Regions from separate parts of the Homo sapiens genome. Here region 1 is linked to region 2. A link is an interaction called in ENCODE POLR2A ChIA-PET data of the cell type or tissue named here. Cell type or tissue: HepG2. All regions are shown on one strand. Links, peaks and the distances in the headings refer to the core of each region. The heading gives the core; the rest is flanking DNA.

The links. Peaks named below come from ENCODE experiments on the same cell type or tissue, not always from the same donor. Only the 100,000 strongest peaks of a DNase experiment are listed, where the experiment ranks them.
Region 1: POLR2A ChIA-PET joins it to region 2 with 7 read pairs; 3 of 35 experiments call an interaction of 5 or more read pairs at or near these places.

The regions. Positions count from the first base shown.
Region 1 is chr6:151,151,549-151,156,929 of GRCh38, forward strand. No RefSeq gene overlaps it. Among named protein-coding and RNA genes, the nearest start is that of MIR12131, 52 kb to the left of the region's middle. In HepG2, for the core only: no CTCF peak of the experiment used is centred there; a DNase peak (open chromatin) is centred at 3,053.
Region 2 is chr6:151,093,757-151,099,137 of GRCh38, forward strand. All of the region lies in intron 27 of MTHFD1L (methylenetetrahydrofolate dehydrogenase (NADP+ dependent) 1 like), which reads left to right. All of the region lies in intron 3 of LOC124901432 (a long non-coding RNA gene), which reads right to left. Among named protein-coding and RNA genes, the nearest start is that of MIR12131, 6.2 kb to the right of the region's middle. In HepG2, for the core only: no CTCF peak of the experiment used is centred there; DNase peaks (open chromatin) are centred at 2,355 and 2,645.

The DNA of each region.
Region 1 (5,381 bases), core at 99-5,098, 58 kb after region 2:
CCCATCTCTACAAAAAATACAAAAATTAGCCAGGCATGGTGGCATGTGCCTGTAATCCCAGCTGCTCGGGAGGCTGAGGCAGGAGAATTGCTTGAACCCAGGAGGCGGAGGTTGCAGTGAGCCAACGTCACAGCTCTGCACTCCAGCTATCTCAAGAAAAAAAAAAAAGTCTTTCAGGGGATTCGGATCCTCAGACAAGTTTGGAAACCACTGACATAGGTAGTGTCCTGAGTCAAACTTGGAGGACACATGGAAGGCAGGGAAAGGGGGGAAAAGAAAGAGGAGTCTGGGTCCTAGGTTTGCCCAGCATGGATGATGATGATGGCATTGACGGAGCGAGTGCTGGAGGAGCCTTGGGGTGAAGTTGTTCTGCACGAGCTGAGTGTGCGGTGTCCGCACATATCCCGATGAAGATGGCCTTTTGGCAACTGGGAGCCAAGCCGGGGACTCAGGAGAGCAATCTGTCATTTAGGACCTTGAGAATTTGCCGTTTTGCTAGGAAAAAGGTCATCTTCCCATACTCACTCTGTCCTCTAGTTTAGCAGAAAGAGGTAAAAATTACTTTTACTTTCTAACTGATTAAGCCTGACAATCAGTAGTGATAATCCAGAAATAAGTACATTTAATTCATTTATGACAGTCCTAGAGTTTGCATAGTTACCTGTTTCTCATAAACAAATGCTTTAAAAGAAATTAAAAGAAGGATATTTTTGAGAAAATATGCACTTTAAAAATGGTCATGTTTAAACTCCAGTGGATGTTAGTAATTGACTTGAAAGTCTGTTTTTACAAATAAATCCTGGACCCATAAATGGATATTTGACCCCCTATAGCATAAAAGGGCAAAAACATGTCTGTAGAAACATCTGACCTAATCAATTTTCAAATTAATCTAAAATTACTATTTGAATTCAAATGTAGTAAATGTCATGGGTCCTTTCCCTGGGGCACAGACATAAACCTGATCTCCTAAATGACATAAAATAGAGAACGGAGCAATTTCTTTGGTGAATATGAATAAGCATTGGAGCCCATCTGGATAATTTACATAAAAATTGGATTTTCGCCCTTGAATTATCTTTTTATAGTGGACATCTCTCATATTGTCTCCTCAGCCTCCTGTTCCCCTTGTCTTCCCCTGTGAGACTCCTGCAGAAACTGCCCTTTTTTTAATTTGTTTATTTTTGAGACAGAGCCTCGCTCAGTCGCCCAGGCTGGAGTGCAGTGACGCCATCTCGGCTCACTGCAACCTCCACCTCCTGGGTTCAAGTGATTCTCCTGCCTCAGCCTCCCGAGTAGCTGGGATTACAGGTATGCACCACCATGCCTGGCTACTTTTTGTATTTTTGGTAGAGACAGGGTTTCACCATGTTGTCCAGGCTGGTCTCAAATTCCTGACCTCAAGTGATCCGCCCGCCTCATCCTCCCAAAGTACTGGGATTACAGGCGTGAGCCACTGTGCCTGGTCAGAAACTGGCCTGTTTTTATGGTGCTCCCTTCCTCTGGTGGAAGTTCACTGGTCCAAGATCAAGCTCGCCTATCCCCATGGGCCACCAGCTCTCTCCCCAAGGGCATCTGCCTTTGGGATCCAGCCTTGAAGGCAATCCTTTTCTAGAACTAAGAACTCCCAGGATAAAACTTGGGAACTGACTACGTTACCTACCATTAAAAGAAATCCTTTCAAAAGAGAATGAAGCCCAAATAAGAGAATAAGAAACATCCTGACCCACTGGCGCCCCTAGTTCTAGTAGCTTCGGAAGCCAGGCTGGAATGAGGACCTCTCACAGTCGGATGGTTCATTCTTCTTTAGGTTCTGTGATCCAAGAACTCCTTTCAGCCTACTCTAGAGCAAGATGGGTTTCCAGTCTCCTGAAACTAGGACTGCCAAGAATAATAATGTACCATTTCATACAGATTGACTCTCCAACTCAACCTCTGAGATCCTAACTTTCCTCAAAACCAAACGAAAAGGAATGAGCGGAAGAAGATGCTCTCTCTTACCGGTTGAATTGTGTCCCCTCCCTGCAAGAGATATATTAAAAGTTCTGGCCCTGGTGCAGTGGCTCACGCCTATAATCCCGGCACTTTGGGAGCCCGAGGTGGGCAGATCACTTGAGCTCAGGAGTTCAAGACCAGCCTGGCCAACATAGCGAAACCCTGTCTCTAAGAAAAACACAAAAATTAGCTGGGCGTGGTGGCGCACGCTTGTAATCCCAGCGACTCGGGAGTCTGAGGCAGGAGAATCGCTTGAACCCTGGAGGCGGAGGTTGCAGCAAGCTGTGATCACACCACTGCACTCCAGCCTGGGTGGCAGAGCAAGACTCTGCCTCAAAAAAAAAAAAAAAAAAAAAAAAAAAAAAAAAGAAGAAGAAGAAGAGAAGAGACACAGAGACAGAGACAGGGAAACAAGAGAGAAGATGACCATGTGGTGACAGGTGCAGAGAGTGGAGTGATACAGCTGCAAGCCGAAAAACATCAAGGATTGCTGGAAAACACCAGAAACTAGAAGAGGCAAGGAAAGGTTTTTCCCTACAGGTTTCAGAGAGAACATGGGTAAAACCTTGACTTCAGTCTTCTGGCCTCCAGAGCTCTGAGACAATGTGTTTGTGTTATTTTAAGCCACCCAGTTTGGCATACATTATTTGGTAGCCCTGGCAAACTAGTAGTTTCTAAGATACTTTCTATCCCTACATTGTCCTGCTTTGGTGCTTTTATATGGTTGAGAAGGGGCCAAAGGTACCAAGTTCTTTTCCTTGTGAAGTTCAGATGGATGCCCTGATAAATGGGGCAAGAGGGATGAGGGAGGGGATTACAGACTGTGGGATTATAGACTTTTAGCCTAAGGCTTTGTATCCAACAGTTGTCAAATTGAGGTTACACACTGAGACTTGGTTAGGGGGGCACTTCAGACATACAGCAGACCCTCAAAAAAGGTTGCTTTTCTTTATATCTTATATTAATACAAAGAAGAGCTGAAAAAATACCTTCAAAAGCTGTTTGCTGTGAGCTCAACTGCTGACTCCACCCCCCAGCCCAGTTCCATGCTGCTCCTGTCCACTCCTTCTTTTTTTTTTTTTTTTTTTTTTGGATTTTTGCCAAAGTTCCAGGCCAAAGTTTGTAAAAGTCCCCTCTTCAAGGAACATTTATTTAGAATGTCTTGCTACACGGGAAAACACAAATCTCTCTTGGTTTGTACCATGCGGTCTTAACCAGAGCAAAATCTAGTTGGTAAACAAACCAAAAAAAAAACCCACTTTGGCCTCCACAGCTGCCACCCCTTACCTCCATCTCTCACACATTTTCTAGTATGTAAAGAACTTGTGACTGTGAGGACGAGTAGATTTTCACACAGATAGAAACTGAGAGTACAGCCATTCATCACTCTGTGGACAAATCTTCAAATCCATGCCTTTTCACTCACTGGAATATAAGAAGTTAACTGTATTTTCACAGGATAAATCTGGATGTTTCAGTAAATCTTAAGTTGTTCATGCTAACCACGAGTGTGTCTGTCAGTAATACATGAAATCTCCAAAAGATTTAGGAGCGACATTGATGAAGGTGTTTATTTTTATTTATTTTTTTTATTTATATATTTTATTTATTATTATTTTGAGTTAAATTAAATTAAATTTTCATAGAGTCTTGCTGTGTTGCCCAGGCTGGTCCTGTTGTTTCTTTTTCCCTTCCTTCCTTCCTTTTTCTTTCTCTCTCTCTCTTTCTTTCTTTCTTTCTTTCTTCTCTCTCTCTTTCTTTCTTTCTCTCTTTCTCTCTTTCTTTCTTTGTGTTTCTCTCTTTCTTTCTCTTTCTTTCTTTCTTCTTAAGACAGAGTCTCACTCTGTTGCCCAGGCTGGAGTGCAGGCTGGAGGGCTCACTGCAGCCTCTACCTCTGCAGGATCAGGCAATCCTCCTGCCTCAGCCTCCCAAATAGCTGGGGATATGTAGATTTGGAGTGGGTATCCACTTCAGGTAGGAGGAAGAACAATATTAGCAAAGGCAGAGGCAAGAAAGCACCCTGCATTTTGGAGACAATAGAATCAAGCTTTTCTGAGTGGAAGGGATTTTAACACATTGGTTAGTCCAGTGATTTTTCACATCATGTTAAATTGCATAACTCTAAAAGATGATTTAGAGACAATATATAAAGCAGACAAAAGTGGAGCTGATCTGAGTAGATCAGGGTGGATCTAGTGGGACCCAGCCATGATGGTATGAGAGACCCATGTGTAACCTTCATAAGAGAAATGTAAACTGAAATCAAGATAAGGTTTGGTTAACAAATATAGATAGGAGGAGAATTGAATAAATAGAGACATTCATGTCCCTGGGTGGAGAAGTGTCCATTGTTATCTAATTAATGTATACCTTTACTGCTATTCCAACTCAAATCCCCATGGAAGTTTTGTAGAACTTAATATTTTTTTCAGAAAGAAGACTCTAGAATTAGGAGAATTACTCTAACATTTAACAGTATATTGTAAAACTGTAATAATTTGCATTCTGTATACTTTATCATATAATACTATAATACTTTCTAATACTATGCTATTAGATTTCATAATAAAGAACAGTGTGATAATGGTATACAAGGCTTATCCAAAGATAAGCCTTATTATACAATAAAATTAAATACATGAGAAAAAGCCATTATAAAAGTCAAAGGGAAAGAAAGAAAAATGCAGTTTTCTTTGGGAATAATATATAGGTCATCTGGAATAAAAATCCTATTGTTATTCACTACAAACCTATACCAAAATAAGTTCCAGATGATTTAAGGTTTTAATATATTTTAAAATATAAAAAAGAATAAAATAAATTAAATAGGTGGTAAACATCTAGATAGAAAAATGACATTCTATACTAAGAAACACTTGAAATCAAAAGATGAACAGATTTTAATAGATACAATGTTAAATTGCCCTAAGTAAAAAATAAAAATAAAATCAATAACCAAAAATAAGGCACCAATAGGCTGAAAAGTGCAAAAATAAATATTATACAAACTTAATAGCCTTTTTATATGATTTCATAAAGTAAGAAACATCACCAAGACCTTCCCCACAAAATGAGTAGACAACCCGCCAAATAAAATTTGTGAACACATATATGGAAAGATAATTAAACGTATTTGCAGGCAAAGAAATATAGACTTTGGCCGGATGCAGTGGCTCACGTCTGTAATCCCAACACTCTGGGAGGATGAGCTGGGTGGATTGCTTCAGCCCAGGAGTTTGAGAATAGCCTGGCAACACGGTGAAACCCTGTCTCTACCAAAAATACAAAAAAACTATCCAGGTGTGGTGGCGCACACCTGTAGTCCCAGCTACTTGGGAGGCTGAGGCAGGAGGATCACTTGAGCCTGGGGGGCTGAGGCTGCAGTG
Region 2 (5,381 bases), core at 231-5,230:
CAGGTGTGTTCGGCTCTCTTGTCCCTGGACAGACACATAGCCATGGGACAGACCATTTAACTAGAGGGCCCCATGGGTTCCAGGAAGGGCAGGGCAGCAGAAAGTAGGCCACTTGATGACTTCGGGTTTGCACAGTCTCAGGTTGGGCTTTGACTCTGAGCTGTCTTAGGCAGCCCAGACCTGGGGACTCTCGGTCTTATTCATGTCCACGCCACAGCACTGCAGCCATACCTGCTGGCTTCTATCCTGACTCCCCATCGTGAAGAAAAATGACCACATTCCTAAACCTCTTCCCTGGGAGACAACTCCTAATCAGAAGCTTGAAAGGCTCAGGGCTGCTTCTCCTACCCCAGGGATCAAACATGTCCTCACCATATTCTAAAGACACATTCTTTCCCCGCAAGCACCCCGCCTCCTTCTCCCCACTGACTCCTGTTCCTGAGCCCAGAACCTCTCCCTCTTGCCAGCATATTCTCGGCCTTTGCAGATGAGCTTTTGTGGCCTAAAGACCTTCTTCTTCAACCATCTCTGAGTTACGGCTCCAAGCCAGGCACCCAGGATTCTCATTTCATTTGTTTCACTACCAGGAGTCCACTTGAGGACTTGTTGTTGTTGTTGTTGTTTGAGACAGAGTCTCGCGCTATCACCTAGGCTGGAGTTCAGTGGCGTGATCTCTGCTCACTGCAACCTCCGCCTCCCGGGTTCAAGCAATTCTCTTGCCTCACCCTCCCAAGTAGCTGGGATTACAGGTGTGTGCCACCACGCCCCGCTGATTTTTGTATTTTATTTATGTATTTATTTATTTGCGACAGAGTCTTACTCTGTTGCCAAGGCTGGAGTGCAGCGGCACTGTGTGGGCTCACTACAACCTCTGTCTCCTGGGTTCAAGCAATTCTCCTGCCTCAGCCTCCCAAGCAGTTGGGATTACAGGCGTCCACCACCATGCCCAGCTAGTTTTTTTATTTTTAGTAGAGACAGGGTTTCACCATGTTGGCCAGGCTGGTCTCGAACTCCTGACCTCAGGTGATCCACCCGCCTCAGCCTCCCAAAGTGCTGAGATTACAGGCGGGAGCCACCACGCCCAGCCTAATTTTTGTATTTTAATAGAGATGGGGTTTTACCGTGTTGGCCAGGCTGGTCTCAAACTCCTGACCTCAAGTGAGCCACCTCGTCTGGCCAAGTTTTTTTGTTGAGGCTTTGTTGCTAAAACACTAAAGACCTAGGCTATGGTGAGAAAGATAAGGGAACCATAAATGAAATTACATTAAAACAAAGTGTGAAATTGTTTGTTTTGAGTTGTGGATGTTGTTTGGGGGTGTTTGTATGTGTTTTTTGCTGAGGAGCGGGAGCTGTGTTAAGTTTGAGCCATAACTGCATCTTTGATCTTTGTTATTTCAGAAAAAATAAAACTCTAGAAAATGAAGTAAGGGAGACTAGTTTAACAAAGAAACCCATAAACTCAAGTGTTGATAAAATGTTGTTTCATCTTTTGGTGTGAGCTTGTGTGTTGCCAATGTCTTCCATTCCCCAGTAAGGCTGTGGGGAAATAATTGCTATTTCCCCAATTGCTAGTTGGCCTAGCAATTCTCTTTTTATGTCAGGAACCCATTATGTTACATTTCTGCCATTTGTCATTTTTCTCCAGAATAAGTGTGTTTGATTCTCCCATCTCTCTTGGACAGTATTTTTCCAGCTTTTGGTGAGTTTTCACATGCTCTCCAAGTAGGTCATATAAGTCCAATTATACCTTAATCACTGTAGTTAGGACTCAGGTCCTACTCAGGGATACATCCTTAGCATTATTAATGCATACCCTTAAATCCTTTATTACCTACTCCCTAACAAGAATTCCTCCAGATCTTATATACGGGGCCTGCAGGGCAGGACACAGGCCTATGGTAATTACTTCCAATGTATCGGGCATTGTGCTAAGCACTTTGCATGGGTGGTCACAGCACCTCTGGAGCCAAGTGTTGTCCCATAAGGGCCACAAGGCTTCAAGAGGACGGAGCCTACCCCTTGGTCACTGAGGGGTGGCCCTGGTCTGCAAGGCTACAGAACTGCCTTGCCACCCTGTGGCACTGCCTCTCATTTCATAGCTGGCACATGTCATTTTGCCACCCCCATCACATGTCATGCTGGCATCAACCCAGGGAGGTGGGTAGTATTTTTGTTGAAGAGCTGCAAGAACTCTGCCCAGAGAAGTCGACAACCTGCTCAAGTTGTGCAGCTAATAACTACAAAAGCCAAGACTCAACTCAGATCTGTTGACTCTCAGTATTACCCCAACCTTTATGCCCCAAACCAAAGGATGCCCTTTTCATTTCAGTCACGGGTAAAATGAACTTTGGCCCATTCCGAAAGATGATACCAGCTATTTGAACAGACAGGTACTTGAGGATAATGAGGTAATTTTTTCTAATAAGTAAAGATAATTGTTTGGGTATTAAAAGCTATGATTTTGTCATAATTCTTTTTAGTCCAAGTATAATAGAGCCAGCTCTTTCCTAATTCTCTAATGGAATGGCATTTCTACCCCTTACCCACCCCCCAATCCAAGGCCTCTTTCTTCTTTGTGAATTGCTAAATACAGTTCTGGGCTAGTGGGCAGTGGTTCAAAACCCATCGTTTGACCCTGCTTGAACAATCAAAAACAGATCCAGTGTCCTAAGATAAAACCACTATACAAAGCAAACATTCCCTCTCAGTGGCTCCTCGGTAATGACCCAGCAAGTATTGTCTGTTTCCCGTGCCTCTCACTATAGCCATCAGGGACCACTTCTACTAATAATCAGAGGTCTGCGGCTATTCAAAATGCATAAAATAAAAATGTTAAAGCTTAGGTGACAGCTTGGACAAACGTGGGCATCTGAAAGGAAATGTCTGGCTTGCTGACGTTGCTCCTTCAGGGATCACACCGTAGATGGTGTGCATACCCAGGTGCGGAGCAGCACACTCATTATTCCCCCAGGAAAGTGTTGAAGGCGCGTTCCACTCAGGAAGAAGATTGTGCTTGGTTGATGACAACTTTCTGTCCTTCCCTTCCTCACCTTTCTAGCCTGTCTCACCTCCTAGGAAACCGTGTGAAACCAAAGGTGAACATTATATGCCAAAAAACATCAGAATTGGAGCTCTCCTTGCTCCCTCTTCCCAAGACTTCTCTGTAGTGCCTTCACTGTGGTTAGAATAAGGGCATGACTCATTCTTTTGGATGTCACTAAATAGAACTAATTAAAATAGATTTTTTGTCCCAGTGAAATTGATCCGGCTGTTGAGTCTTTTGTTTAAAGATTATTGGAATGAAGGATTTGATACTTTTCCCCCCATTCTTTTTTCTCACTTGGAAACTTTATCATATTTCTGAGCTTTGGCAAGATTCATTCAAATGAACACACAATAAAGTCTGGCAAATTTCCTGAAGAATTCAAGGACTCCCTTACTTCTTTATTGTACTGTGCAAAGTTACGTTGAGTACGGAATCAGATTCACTCCAGTCCTGCTACAAATGTTTGTTATTTACAAAAGAATTGCTTTTTCTTGAATTACATACACAGAAATAAGTTCAGGAAAGAAATTAGTTTCTTTCCTAAACTGGCTTTAGGGCATCTACAGACAAATGGTTAAAGAAAATGTGGTATGTATAGAGAGTGGAATACTACTTAGCCATTAAAAAAGAATGAAATAATGTCATTTACAGCAGCATGGATGGAAGTGGAAGTTATTATGTGAAATAAGCTGGGCACGGAAAGACTAATGCTGCATGTTCTCACTCTCATGTGGAAGCTAAAAAGCTTACCCTCATAGACAGAATAAATGGTAGATACCAGAGGCTGGGAAGGATGGGTGGCTGGGAGGAGGTTATGAAGAAAGGTTGGTTATGGGTACAAACATACAGTTAGACGAAGAAATAAGCTCTAATGTTTGATAGCAAACTAGGATGACTATACTCAGCAACAATATTTTGTATACTTCAAAGTAACAGGAAGAGAGTGGGGTGTACTTGAAATGATACCAACATACAGTAGTAATGATAAATACTCAAGATAATGGACACCCCAGGTACCCTGACTTGATCACTACACATTCCAGGCACATAATAAACACTCATATATACCCCATAAGAATATAAAATATTAGGCCAGGTGTGGTGGCTCATGCTTCTAATCTCAGCAGTTTGGGAGTCCGAGTGGGTGGATCACTTGAGCCCAGGAATTCGAGACCAGCCTGGGAAACATGGCAAAACCCTGTCCCTACTAAAAATAGAAAAATTAGCCAGGCGTCATGGCACGCACCTGTAATCTCAGCTACTCAGGAGGCTGAGGCAGGCAAATCTCTTGAACCCAGGAGGTGGAGGCTGCAGTGAGCTGAGATCATGCCACTGCACTCTAGCCTGGGTGACAGAGCAAGACTCGGTCTCAAAAATATATATAATGTATCAATACAAGGGAAAAATGGGCAGAAATTTTCAATGATATTTAATAACCATAAATTAATCTTGAGTTGGGTTGCTGCCTGCCAGCCCTTCTGTGAACATGATTTGTTCAGTCCCAAGTCACAAACCACAGGGTTACAAAGTACCCTGGGAGGGTGCCTGAGCTCTGTGGTTTTAGTCTTGAAACTTTATCTTTTCACAAAGCAATTCAAAAATTGCTCATCACCATTGTGTTCCGAGAAAAGGGGCGCCAAGGCATCACCCTGAGCCATCCGAGGAGTGCTGTGTGCCTTCTTCCTTTCTGCTTCCAAGTAGGATGGAAGCTCCAGCTTTATACTTAAATAATCCTCATCAACATCTAAAAGATAGTGATAATTAAATCTCTCCTATCTAACTAAAATGGAATGTTTTAAAGCTTAGGTAACAATTCTGAAATTCTTAATTCCCCCCAAAACAAACTTTTTCTGAGCACATTTTGATTTCTTATTCCCATGCCAGAATAGACTGTTTTGTATATGGTATCTTCCAAGATATTTTCCCACTGAGTTAACTTCTGAAATTGCTTCTTCCAACGCATAAGCAATAAACAACAGATTCGTTTTTACATTCTCACCTTAGCTATTGCATCTCTGATTGTTTTCATCTATAATGAGACTTTCTATACTTTGGCCAGTCCTTCTGTTTTTCTTAAAATGTGGGACCACAGGCCAGGCACGGTAGCTCGCATCTGTAATCCCAGCAATTTGGGAGGCCGAGGCAGGCGGATCACCTGAGGTCAGGAGTTCAAGACCAGCCTGGCCAACATGGTGAAACCCCATCTCTACTAAAAATACAAAAATTAGTCGGGCATGGTGGCGGGTACCTGTAATCCCAGCTACTTGGGAAGCTGAACCCTGAGAATTGCTTGGACCCAGGAGGCGAAGGTTGCAGTGAGCTGATATCGCATCGC